Linked DNA regions of Homo sapiens: region 1 is linked to region 2. Evidence: chromatin contacts called from ENCODE Hi-C or POLR2A ChIA-PET data. All regions are on one chromosome and are shown on one strand. The core of a region is the stretch at or near the end of the contact, and the rest is flanking DNA. Distances in the headings are between cores, read along the strand shown. Region 1 overlaps STX8 (syntaxin 8). Region 2 overlaps STX8 (syntaxin 8).

Region 1 (5,316 bases), core at 2,717-5,216, 75 kb after region 2:
CTTAAAATAGAGTTGAAAAGCGTGTCTGCTGCCTGTGAGGTTCTTTCCTTTCTTGCTGAAGGCTGTAACTCTACTCCGGCAATTCCTGCTCCTCTGGCCAAAGAAAAACTGCTTCTGGATCAATCTAACCTCCAGGATATACTGACATCATTCCTCTGCTTTTCAGTTGAGCTGACTCGTGCTATGGACCCAAGGGCTGTAGCACACAGAACTGCACTCCTAGGACCAGTGGCTGCTGACTCCTCAGAGTTCTCACCTGGTTAGAGAAGGCCCTTTCCAAGTCTCCCATTTCTAAAAACTCTGAATCAGAGAACAGGGGGTAGTCATCCTGTGAGAGGTAAATTCTCTTGACATCCATGACAATTCAGGCAAGTCTTTTGTATTCTACTTAGTCACCAGAAATGACTTTTGTTTTGTTTTGTTTTGTTTTGAGATGGAGTCTCACTCTGTCTCCAGCCTGGTGGGCAGTGGCGCGATCTCGGCTCACTGCAAGCTCCGCCTCCCGGGTTCATGCCATTCTCCTGCCTCAGCCTCCCGAGTAGCTGGGACTACAGGTACCCGCCACCACGCCCGGCTAATTTTTTGTATTTTTAGTAGAGACGGGGTTTCACCGTGTTAGCCAGGATGGTCTTGATCTCCTGACCTTGTGATCCACCCGCCTTGGCCTCCCAAAGTGCTGGGATTACAGGCGTAAGCCACCCCGTCCGGCAAAGAAATGATTCTTAATCTCTCTTGAGGTGTGTTCACCCTGAGTGGATCAGTCTGATTTCTGGACAAGCCCTGTCTGATAGAAATGTAATGTGAACCATGTCTGTAATTATGAAAAAGTAAAAAGGAACAATGGCATATTTTATTTAACCCAATATAGCCAAATATTACCATTTCAGTATGTAATCAATATAGAAATTATTGGCAAGATATTTTGAATCTTTTTTTCTGGCACCATATCTTCCAAGTTCAGTGTTACCTTGTACTTACAGTACATCTTAATTCAGACTAGCCACATTATAAGAGCTCAATAGCTACAAGTGGCCTGTGGCTACTATAGTGGACAACACCGGTCTATTCAGAGGCTCTGTTGATAGCAAAGTGTCATATTTCTAGAGACACATAATTGAAAGAAAATGCAACCAATGAGGCACAAAACATGTTTTTCAAGTTCATAGCCCCATATTTCATGAAAGGGTACCTTTGACTTGGTCAGTTTCAGTGCAAACATATTAATCCTTAATTACCCAGAAGATTCAGTTAACCAGAACATCCCAATCCCTTACTATATACTCAGTGGGGTTTTTAAAACAGTTTTATTGAGACATAATTCACCTGCCACAAATTTACCCATTTAAACTGTATAATTACATAGTTTTTGGAATGTTATACTATTAATTTTTTAAAATTGTTTTGAGATATATATATCTAAAATGGCAAAATGGCACATTTTGTTTTATATATTATATATAAAATATATAAATACATTATTTATATATTTTTATTATATATTTTATATACATATATTTATATATAATATATAATAAATATTTATATATAACATATATTTATATATTATAAATATATAAATATATGTAAATAGGCCAGGCACGGTGGCTCACACACCTGTAATCCCAGCACTTTGGGAGGCCTAGGCAGGCGGATCATGAGGTCAGGAGATCAAGACCATCCTGGCTAACACGGTGAAACCCCATCTCTACTAAAGGTACAAAAAATTAGCCGGGCGTGGTGGCGGGCACCTGTAGTCCCAGCTACTCGGGAGGCTGAGGCAGGAGAATGGCGTGAACCCAGGAGGCGGAGCTTGCAGTGAGCTGAGATCGCGTCACTGCACTCCAGCCTGGGCGACAGTGCAAGACTCCATCTCAAAAAAATATATATTATATATTTTATATTATATTATATATTATATATATTATATTTTATATATTATATATAACATATATATTTTATATATTATATATAACATATATATTTTATATATTATATATTATATATATTATATATAATATATAATATATATTATATATATTATATATTATATAGAATATATTATATATAATATATTATATATTATATATAATATATATAATATATATTATATAGAATATATTATATATAATATATATATTATATATTATATAGAATATATTATATATAATATATATATTATATATTATATATTATATATAATATATTCTATAGAATATATATATTCTATATAATATATATATTCTATATAATATATATATTCTATATAATATATATATTTTATATATAAATAAATATAAATATAAAATATATATAATTTATATATAAAATATAAAATATATATAATTTATATATAAATAAAATATAAATTATATATAATTTATATATAAATAAAATATATATTATATATAAAACAATTTGCCATTTTAAAGTATATAATTCTGTGGCATTAATTACACTAACAGTGTGGTATAACCACCACCACTTATCTATTTCCAAAACTTTAAAATTATCTCAAACAGCAACTCTAACCATTATGTAATAATTCCCCATTTCCCCCTGCCCCTAGCCTCGGTAACCTCTAATCTACTTTCTTTCTCTGTGAATTTGCCTATCCTAGATATTCCATATAAGTGAAATCATACAATATTTGTCTTTTTGTATCTGGCTTATTTCACTGAATGTCTTCCAGGTTCATATATGTAATCGCATATATCAAAACTTCATTCTTTTTATGGCTGAATAATAGACCATTTTAAGTACATACTACAACTTGTTTACACATTCATCTGTTGACGGACAGTTGGGCTCAGTGGTTTTGGCTTTTTTTTTTTTTTTTTTGAGACAGAGTCTCGCTCTGTTGCCCAGGATGGAGTGCAGTGGCGTGATCTTGGCTCACTGCAACCTCTGCCTCCCAGGCTCAAGTGATTCTCCTGCCTCAACCTCCCAAGTAGCTGGGACTACAGGCGACCGCCACCATGCCTGGCTAATTTTTTGTATTTTTAGTAGAGACGGGATTTCACCATGTTAGCCAGGATGGTCTCAATCTCCTGACCTCGTGATCCACCCGCCTCGGCCTCCCAAAGTGCTGGGATTACAGGCGTGAGCCACTGCCCCCGGCCTTTGGCTTGTTTTTTAATAAATCATGAGTTGCTGAGCATCTCATTGGGTAGCAGGGGTTTTTTTGTTGTTGTTGTTTTGGTTTTTTTTTAGTAGAGATGGGGTTTCACCATGTTGGCCAGGATGGTCTCCATCTCCTGACCTCGTGATCCACCTGCCTTGGTCTCCCAAAGTGCTGGGATTACAGGTGTAAGCCACTGCGCCCAGCCTTTGGCTTGTTTTTTAATAAACCATGAGTTGCTGAGCATCTCATTGGGTAGTAGCATTTTTGTTGTTGTTGTTTTATTTTTCTGTTTTTTTTTTTAGTAGAGATGGGGTATCACCATGTTGGCCAGGATGGTCTCGATCTCCTGACCTCGTGATCCACCTGCCTCGGCCTCCCAAAGTGCTGGGATTACAGGTGTGAGCCACTGCGCCTGGCCTTTGGCTCATTTTTTAATAAATTATGAGTTGCTGAGCATCTCATTGGGTAGCAGGGTTTTTGTTGTTGTTGTTGTTGTTGTTTTGTTTTTTTTGTTTTTTTGTTTTTTAGTAGAGATGGGGTTTCACCATGTTGGCCAGGATGGTCTCGATCTCTTGACCTTGTGATCCACCTGCCTCGGCCTCTGAAAGTGCTGGGATTACAGGCGTGAGCCACCGCGGCTGGCCAAGGGCAGCAGGTTTAAAGGAAGAGAGAACACAGTCATGACACTGGTGCTGTGGCTGAATTCTAGAAGGTAGTCCTCTTCCCAATTTTACTAACTGAGAAAAGTAACAAGGTAAGGCTCACTTGTTTAAGAACAGCAGGTTAGCAACAACATAGTGCCAAACGTTCTGACATTAACATCATGGTGTTAAGACCACGAGTGCTGTACTGTCTCCAAATACAGGTCAAGGCTATGCTTGCAGAGCTTTCCCAGAAACCTCCCTTCCTTTTCCTTTCTGAAGTCAGAGTGTTCCTAGGACAACATTTTGGTTCATAAAACATTTTGTAATGCTGTGACTATCTCAGCATACAGGATACCCCTCTCACTTCAATCTCCTTGTTTTCTAATAAAATCAAACATTTCAAAAATGGCATTAATGTAATGGATGAAAGAGTTACACTTCACCATCATTTTAAGTTAAAAAGAAGTATTTGAAAAAATAAATTCTGATTCTAATGCTCGTTCTTGAAAGTTTGCTTCAAGCAGGAAAACAACTGCTTTTCAGATTCTCTTTTTCACCTGGCTTTTTTTTTTAAGTTCTTAAGTAAAAATAAAAAAGTTCCAATTGATTTTGTAAGTTTTGTGATGGTAAAACAAGATGTGGAGCAAACATTTCAGAATACCAAACAGAGTTAATTAATTCCAGTATAAGCTCCTCACATACGGCCAGAGCTTGCAAGCAGATGTGCTGGCTAAATATCTCAGGTCAATCTTAGCACATTATTGAAAGTAACCTCCCATTCCTCAGAAAAGTCTGGCCTGCAGCTTACAAACTAGAGCAAACAACTTAGACACATGGAAAAGTAGAATTTAACATCTCCCGATTTCCACTCTCCATTTATTTCCAAACCTTCCATCTAAATCGGAAGAAAAAAAAAATGCCCTCTAGTCACACATAGGCCACACTAAAGTATTAGCCACTAAAATAAAAGATGAGGAAGCAATTTTAAATGCAGTCACCACAAATGTGTTTTGGGAACTTTCACCTTGTCTCTCATAAACTAGAAAGTGTACTTCATGTTCCTTTTGGTTTCGAATGAGCAAGGCATTTCAACTATTAACATTTCATTTCCACCACGTGTCTGTTTCAGAGCTAGCAGCTGGCCTATTTATTTTGCTAGCTGGTGATAGAATTAAATACAGAGTCTTTGAAAACATTTACAAGCTTTCCCTCTAACCTTCTGTGTACTTTCCAAATTAGGCTACTTTGATTGTTATTAGCTAAAGGTTTACGTACTGGAATACTAACACTGTTACCTTCAGAGTAAATTGTTTATAGCTCAGGTGCAGTTTAGAACATTTTCCTCCATGGAATACTCTTGAGATTGAGGAGAAGAAAGTTGAACTGGTTCACTCTGGATCAACAAGTTTCCTTTGTGAGTCAAACAATATTAAGGCCACACAGATATGGATGCAGTCAGGGAAACCAGTTGTGAAAATAGTTCTAGTCCTCTACAAAACCACAGGCTTCCTTTGTGAGCTCCCAAATGCTTTATAATCTCAAAATCACCAT
Region 2 (5,583 bases), core at 1-2,500:
GTGGAACTTTTTTTTTTTTTTTTTTTTGAGACATGGTCTCACCCTGTCACCCAGGCTGGAATGCAGTGGCACAATCACAGCTCACTGCAGCCTTGACCTCCTGGGCTCAAGCAATCTCCTCTCGCCTGTCTCCTGAATAGCTGGGACTACAGGCATGCACCACCACACCTAGCAATTTTTTTTTTTTTTTTTTTTGAGACGGAGTCTCATTCTGTCGCCCAGGCTGGAGTGCAATGGCGCAATCTCGGCTCACTGCAACCTCCGCCTCCCGAGTTCAAGCGATTCTCCTGCCTCAGCCTCTCGCCTCCCGAGTAGCTGGGATTACAGGCGCGCTCCACCACTCCTGGCTAATTTTTGTATTTTTAGTAGAGATGGGATTTCACCATGTTGGTCAGGCTGGTCTCGAACTTCTGACCTCGTGATCTGCCCGCCTCAGCCTCCCAAAGTGCTGGGATTACAGGCGTGAGCCACTGCACCCGGCCACCTAGCTAATTTTTAAAAACTTTTGTAGAGACAGGGTCTCGCTATTTTGACTAGGCTGGTCTTGAACTCCTGGGGTCTAGCAATCCGCTCACTTCAGCCCTCCAAAGTGCTGGGATTACAGGCAAAAGCCACCAGGCCCAGCCCATCTCTTCAACTTTGAAACTGCCAGGAGTGACCACTGATCCTTCCCATTCATTGCTTTTTTTCACAGACCACCTCTCAGTTCCTTCTTTTACAGAGAGAAAGAAAGGAAGTAGCTGAGGGATGTAAGCCAACTTAACTAGAAGACATTAAGTTCAGTTGTTCTACATTTGTTCACATCTAAAATTACTTAATATGTAGGTGGTAGGTCCATTTGTCAAGCAGTAGAAATAGCATCGTTCCTTCCAGTAGCTCAGTGTGACAATACTGTTTCTTCTATTAAAACAATGTCTGCATTTTGGGGTTTGCAGAAATTCACTGTTTGGCATGACTTTAAGAATAGCTCTAACCAAATGGTCCATGAGAATACATAAAAACCTTTTTCAGTTCAACAGGTCCACGAAGAACCCAATAATTCTGAAAGAAACATCGAAGGCTGGAAAAACATGTCAGATGATTGTCAGGAGAATATATGTTGCACATCTCAGTGGTGCCCATGTAAGCTGCCTATATGCCAGGTATGACCTGGTGTCTGCCAGCTCCACACCTGCCCTTCTCTGCTCAGTCATGCTGGGGCTTGGAGTCTGTGAACTACCCTTCCCAGGCTCCCCTGCCAGCTGGCTTCCTGTTATGTTCTGCCAAAATAAGGCACTGTCAGGAGTTCAGAAAGCAAGAAGAGGGGTGAGGCTGTTCCTCTTCCTCTCTTTCCCCATCTGCTTCTGGCAGCATCTCTGCAAGTGTCTGTATTCTAACAGTGTTCCCCATGGCAGTGGCAGCCTCTCTTTGGCAGTCCCAGAACGAGCAAGGCAGGCCTGCTTCTGCTGCAGCCCAGGGGCCAGGTCCTAGGCATCTCTAGCACTGGCTGAGCGGCAATCCCAGGAGTACTGTGGTGTGCAGCAGCGCATTTGCATCTTTGCTCTCCTAGGCTTAAGGGTGGCAGCTGCTTCACACAAGGACTAATTTCTGGATTACTGCACCTTCCCCTTTTCATTCTCTCCATCCTTTTAACAGTTTTTTTTTTTTTTTTTTTTTTTTTTAGGCAAAGTCTTGCTCTGTCACCCCGGCTGAAGTGCAGTGGCATGATCTCAACTCACTGCAACCTCCGCCTCCCAGGTTCAAGCAATTCTCCTGCCTCAGCCTCCTGAGTAGCTGGGATTACAGGCATGTGCCACCATGCCTGGCTAATTTTTGTATTTTTAGAGACGGGGTTTCGCCATGTTGGCCAGGCTGGCGGTCTCAAACTCCTGATCTCAGGTGATCTGCCTGCCTTGGCCTCCCCAAATGTTGGGATTATAGGCGTGAGCCACTGCGCCCGGCCCTTCTAACAGTATTCTAACAAGTTGTTTGCATTCTGTCTCCTCTGAGTGAAATACCTAGTATGGTTATTCTTTTTCCTGATTGGCTCCCAACTGACGGAACCTCTCTGAGGGATTTAAAAAATAAGAAGAAAAAAAGACTGGCCAGGCACGGTGGCTCACGCCTGTAATCCCAGCACTTTGGGAGGCCAAGGCAAGGTGGATCACCTGAGCTCAGGAGTTTGAGAACAGCCTAGCCTGTGGTTTTGTAGAAAACTCCATCTCTACAAAAAATACAAAAAGTAGCTGAGTATGGTGGTGTGCACCTGTAGTCCCAGCTACTTAGGGGGCTGAAGCCAGAGGATCTCTTGTGCCCAGGAGGTTGAGGCTGCAGGGAGCTGTGATCATGTCATTTCATTCCAGCTGGACAACAGAGTGAGACTCTGTCTCAAAAAAATAAAATAAAATAAAATATAAAAAATTAAAATTTTTAAATACTCCAGAAGTCTTAATTTTCAGAAAGAGTGAAGGGCGCAATGCCTCATCTATGGTTATGATTGCAAAAGTACAAACTGATTTCAATTGTTTTATTGACAAAGTCATACATCTCTAGAAGATGACAGTTTCTCTAATGTGAAGTCCCAAATTCAAGAGGATTTCCATTAGTTTCCAGAATAAGTAGCTAAGTGCACAACAGCCCTCTCTGTAAAGTTTGACTGCTACAAAAATAAGAAAACTGGTTTGCATGCTGCTAAGATGACCGAACACAAAAACATCTTTTAATAAGGAGCTGAAACCAAGTTGGGAGAAGGCTGCTTCAGTCTTCAATTTTTAGGTGCAGTGGCTCACACCTGTAAATCCCAGCACTTCAGGAGGCCAAGGTAGATCGTTTGAAACCAGGAGTTCAAGACAAGCCTAGGTAAGAAAGCGAGACTTCATCTCTACCAAAAAAACAAACAAAAAAATTAGCTGGGCATGGTGGTGCACACCTGTAGTTTCAGCTACAGGGGACGAACTCCAGGGCTCAAGTGATCCTCCTGATAGCTTAGCACAGAGGTATGACCATGCCACTGCACTCCAGCCTGGGCAACTGAGCGAGACCCTGTCTCTAAACAGAAGGGAAAAAAAGGTCTTCAATTTTGCAAAAGGGCAGCCATGGTACACCACTCAGTTGTTCATTCACGGTCTTCAACCCACTTTAAAAGGCATAATGGAAATGACAAGAAAACAGATACAAAAGGTATTTTTAAGAGGATGCGGCAGAATGTATCATAAAGTTATTACACAGTAACAGTTTTTAAATGCACTTCTTGGGACTATTCCTGTGCTCCGTTATCTTCTAAACACACTTCCAGATGGCCCCATGTTCGGTGACACATTGAGGAGAGAAAGCGGCTGGTGAGGCCACACAAAAGAAACCGGAGGATGGCAGGGTGCTAGGAATGCTGGCTGAAGGGTGGGATGCAGCTTGGGCATGAGGCCTTTAAAAGGCATATTCTTGACCAAGATGATAAATAGAGAGGACAGTAATTAAGGGAGGAAGACTGGAACTGAGAGAAAACAGGAAAGGAGAGAGTAGGGGGAAAAGATTACAAAGAGAGAAGTGAGGATGAGTACAGGAAACTCCGGGAGCACCCAATACCCCAGGGCAGGAGATGTGATTTAAGGATGGGAACATTATGGCTGTATTTGATTGGCTTACATGTAATAGTCCCCAGCCCCTTGGGGGTCACCAGTGCTACAGGGAAACCTGGGTGGGATTATATCCAGCATCCTCTCAGTGGAACTAAGGCTTTTTTTTTTCTTTTTTTTTTTGAGATGGAGTTTTGCTCTTGTTGCCCAGGCTGGAGTGCAATGGCGCAATCTTGGCTCACTGCAACCTCCATCTCCCGGGTTCAAGAGATCCTTCTGCCTCAGCCTCCCAAATAGCTGGGATTACAGGCGCCTGCCACCACGCCTGGCTAATTTTTGTAATTTTAGTAGAGATGGGGTTTCAACATGTTGGCCAGGCTGGTATTGAACTCCTGACCTCAGGTGGAACTAAGGCTCTTGAGCCTGACTTTGGGCGTTAATACGCAGGAAAAGAGGTATTACTCTCTGTGGAAGTTATCACCTTCAAGATAAACACACTGGCCCTGGGAAGAAAGGTTGAATAGAGAGCCTGAAATCCCCAAAGAGAAATCCCTTGAAGGGCTCCTCTGAACTCCCATCACCCACAAACTTAAGAGTTTTCCTGGTATTCCACAATGCTGAGACATATTTTTTTTTTTTTTTTTTTTTTGGGACAGAGTCTTGCTCTGTCGCCCAGGCTGGAGTGCAGTGGTGCAATCTCGGCTCACTGCAAGCTCCGCCTCCCACGTTCATGCCATTCTCCCGCCTCAGCCTCCCAAATAGCTGGGACTACAAGCGCCGACCACCATGCCCGGCTAATATTTTTGTATTTTTAGTAGAGACAGGGTTTCACCGTGTTAGCCAGGATGGTCTCGATCTCCTGAGCTCGTGATCCGCCCGCCTTGGCCTCCCGAAGTGCTGGGATTACAGGTGTGAGCCACCGTGCCTGGACTGTGATAGGAGTTTTAATTTTCTCTGGTTAATGAAATTTCAGGGAAGGGATCAAAGGTGATTTTATTTCTCTTTGGTGGGTCCTGTTTCCAGGCAGATAAGGGAGCTTCAGAGAAGAGCCTCATTCTGTGCTTTGGGAGGGACAGAGGATTGAGGGACAGGAGTGGGGAGAAGGTTAAAGAGCCCCTGAGGTGTCTTTAGTTCCGCGTGTCAAAGGGCCATTTTTTGAGGTATTGTTTCCTGAGCCTGACATACGGAACAGGATGGCACAATATTTTGAAGATGCCAAGGAATTTTGAAATTACACTATTTTAACCTTGCCATAATTTAATGGAAAGGGGGAACACCAAGTATTTCTTCATTTTTTAAATTAAAAACTTTCTATTGTGGGCAAAATACATATAATGTAAAATTAACCGTCTTTTTTTTTTTTTTTTTTTTTTTTGAGTCAGAGTCTCACTCTTGTAGCCCAGGCTGGAGTGCAGTGGTGCCATCGCAGCTCACTGCAACCTCTGCCTCCCGGGTTCAAGCGATTCTCCTGCCTCAGCCTCCCGAGTAGCTGGGATTACAGTCGTGCACCACCACGCCCAGCTCATTTTTGTTATTTTTAGTAGAGATGAGGTTTCACCATGTTGGCCAGGCTGGTCTCGAACTCCTGACCTCAGGTGATCTGCCTGCCTCGGCCTCCCAAAGTGCTGGGATTACAGTGTTGAGCTACCATCTCTACTATATTTACTCACTTTCAAAAGAACCCTTTTCTGTTTTCCTTCCAGATAAGTTATACCAGCCAAAATATCAACAAAATGGTGAAAAATCTTAATTCCCTGTCTGCAAGAAAAAAAATATTTATTAGTGTTAAAAAAAAAAAAAAAAAGACTGTAGAAATCCAAAAGTCATTTTGAAAGCAACGACCGTTTTAAGGGCCAAAAGAGAAATACGGGCTGTTTCGAGCGTGAATCAAAGTGTCAAAGAACATTTGGAGGCTGCTCGGTAGACATGCACTCTCTCAAGGACAACTGAGATGCATGCCTGACTGAGTCACGGCTGAGCACCCAGCGCTCAGCAGTCAGCTCCAGAGCTGCAGAAAGTAACCCAGTGAGAC

What was found. Hi-C counts contacts between places; a loop is a spot of excess contacts on that map. ChIA-PET counts read pairs that join two places held with the same protein, here RNA polymerase II (POLR2A). Pooled maps may share reads with other maps.
Region 1: a loop to region 2 is called in a pooled map, with 2.0 times the contacts of the local background. The contact joins two enhancer-like sites. A Hi-C loop is called at or near these places in 1 of 168 maps with a recorded cell type or tissue (psoas muscle), 1 of 37 single-sample maps with no recorded cell type and 6 of 50 pooled maps. POLR2A ChIA-PET finds 5 or more read pairs at or near these places in 3 of 52 experiments (AG04450, HEK293T and WTC11).

What each region holds. Positions count from the first base shown.
Region 1 is chr17:9,427,830-9,433,145 of GRCh38, forward strand. The region is part of intron 6 of STX8 (syntaxin 8); the gene reads right to left. Among named protein-coding and RNA genes, the nearest start is that of STX8, 150 kb to the right of the region's middle. Within about 2 kb of position 3,967, at least 3 of the 41 ENCODE cell types and tissues checked have a DNase peak (open chromatin) inside an H3K27ac peak, as active enhancers do.
Region 2 is chr17:9,355,326-9,360,908 of GRCh38, forward strand. All of the region lies in intron 7 of STX8 (syntaxin 8), which reads right to left. Among named protein-coding and RNA genes, the nearest start is that of STX8, 220 kb to the right of the region's middle. Within about 2 kb of position 1,251, at least 3 of the 41 ENCODE cell types and tissues checked have a DNase peak (open chromatin) inside an H3K27ac peak, as active enhancers do.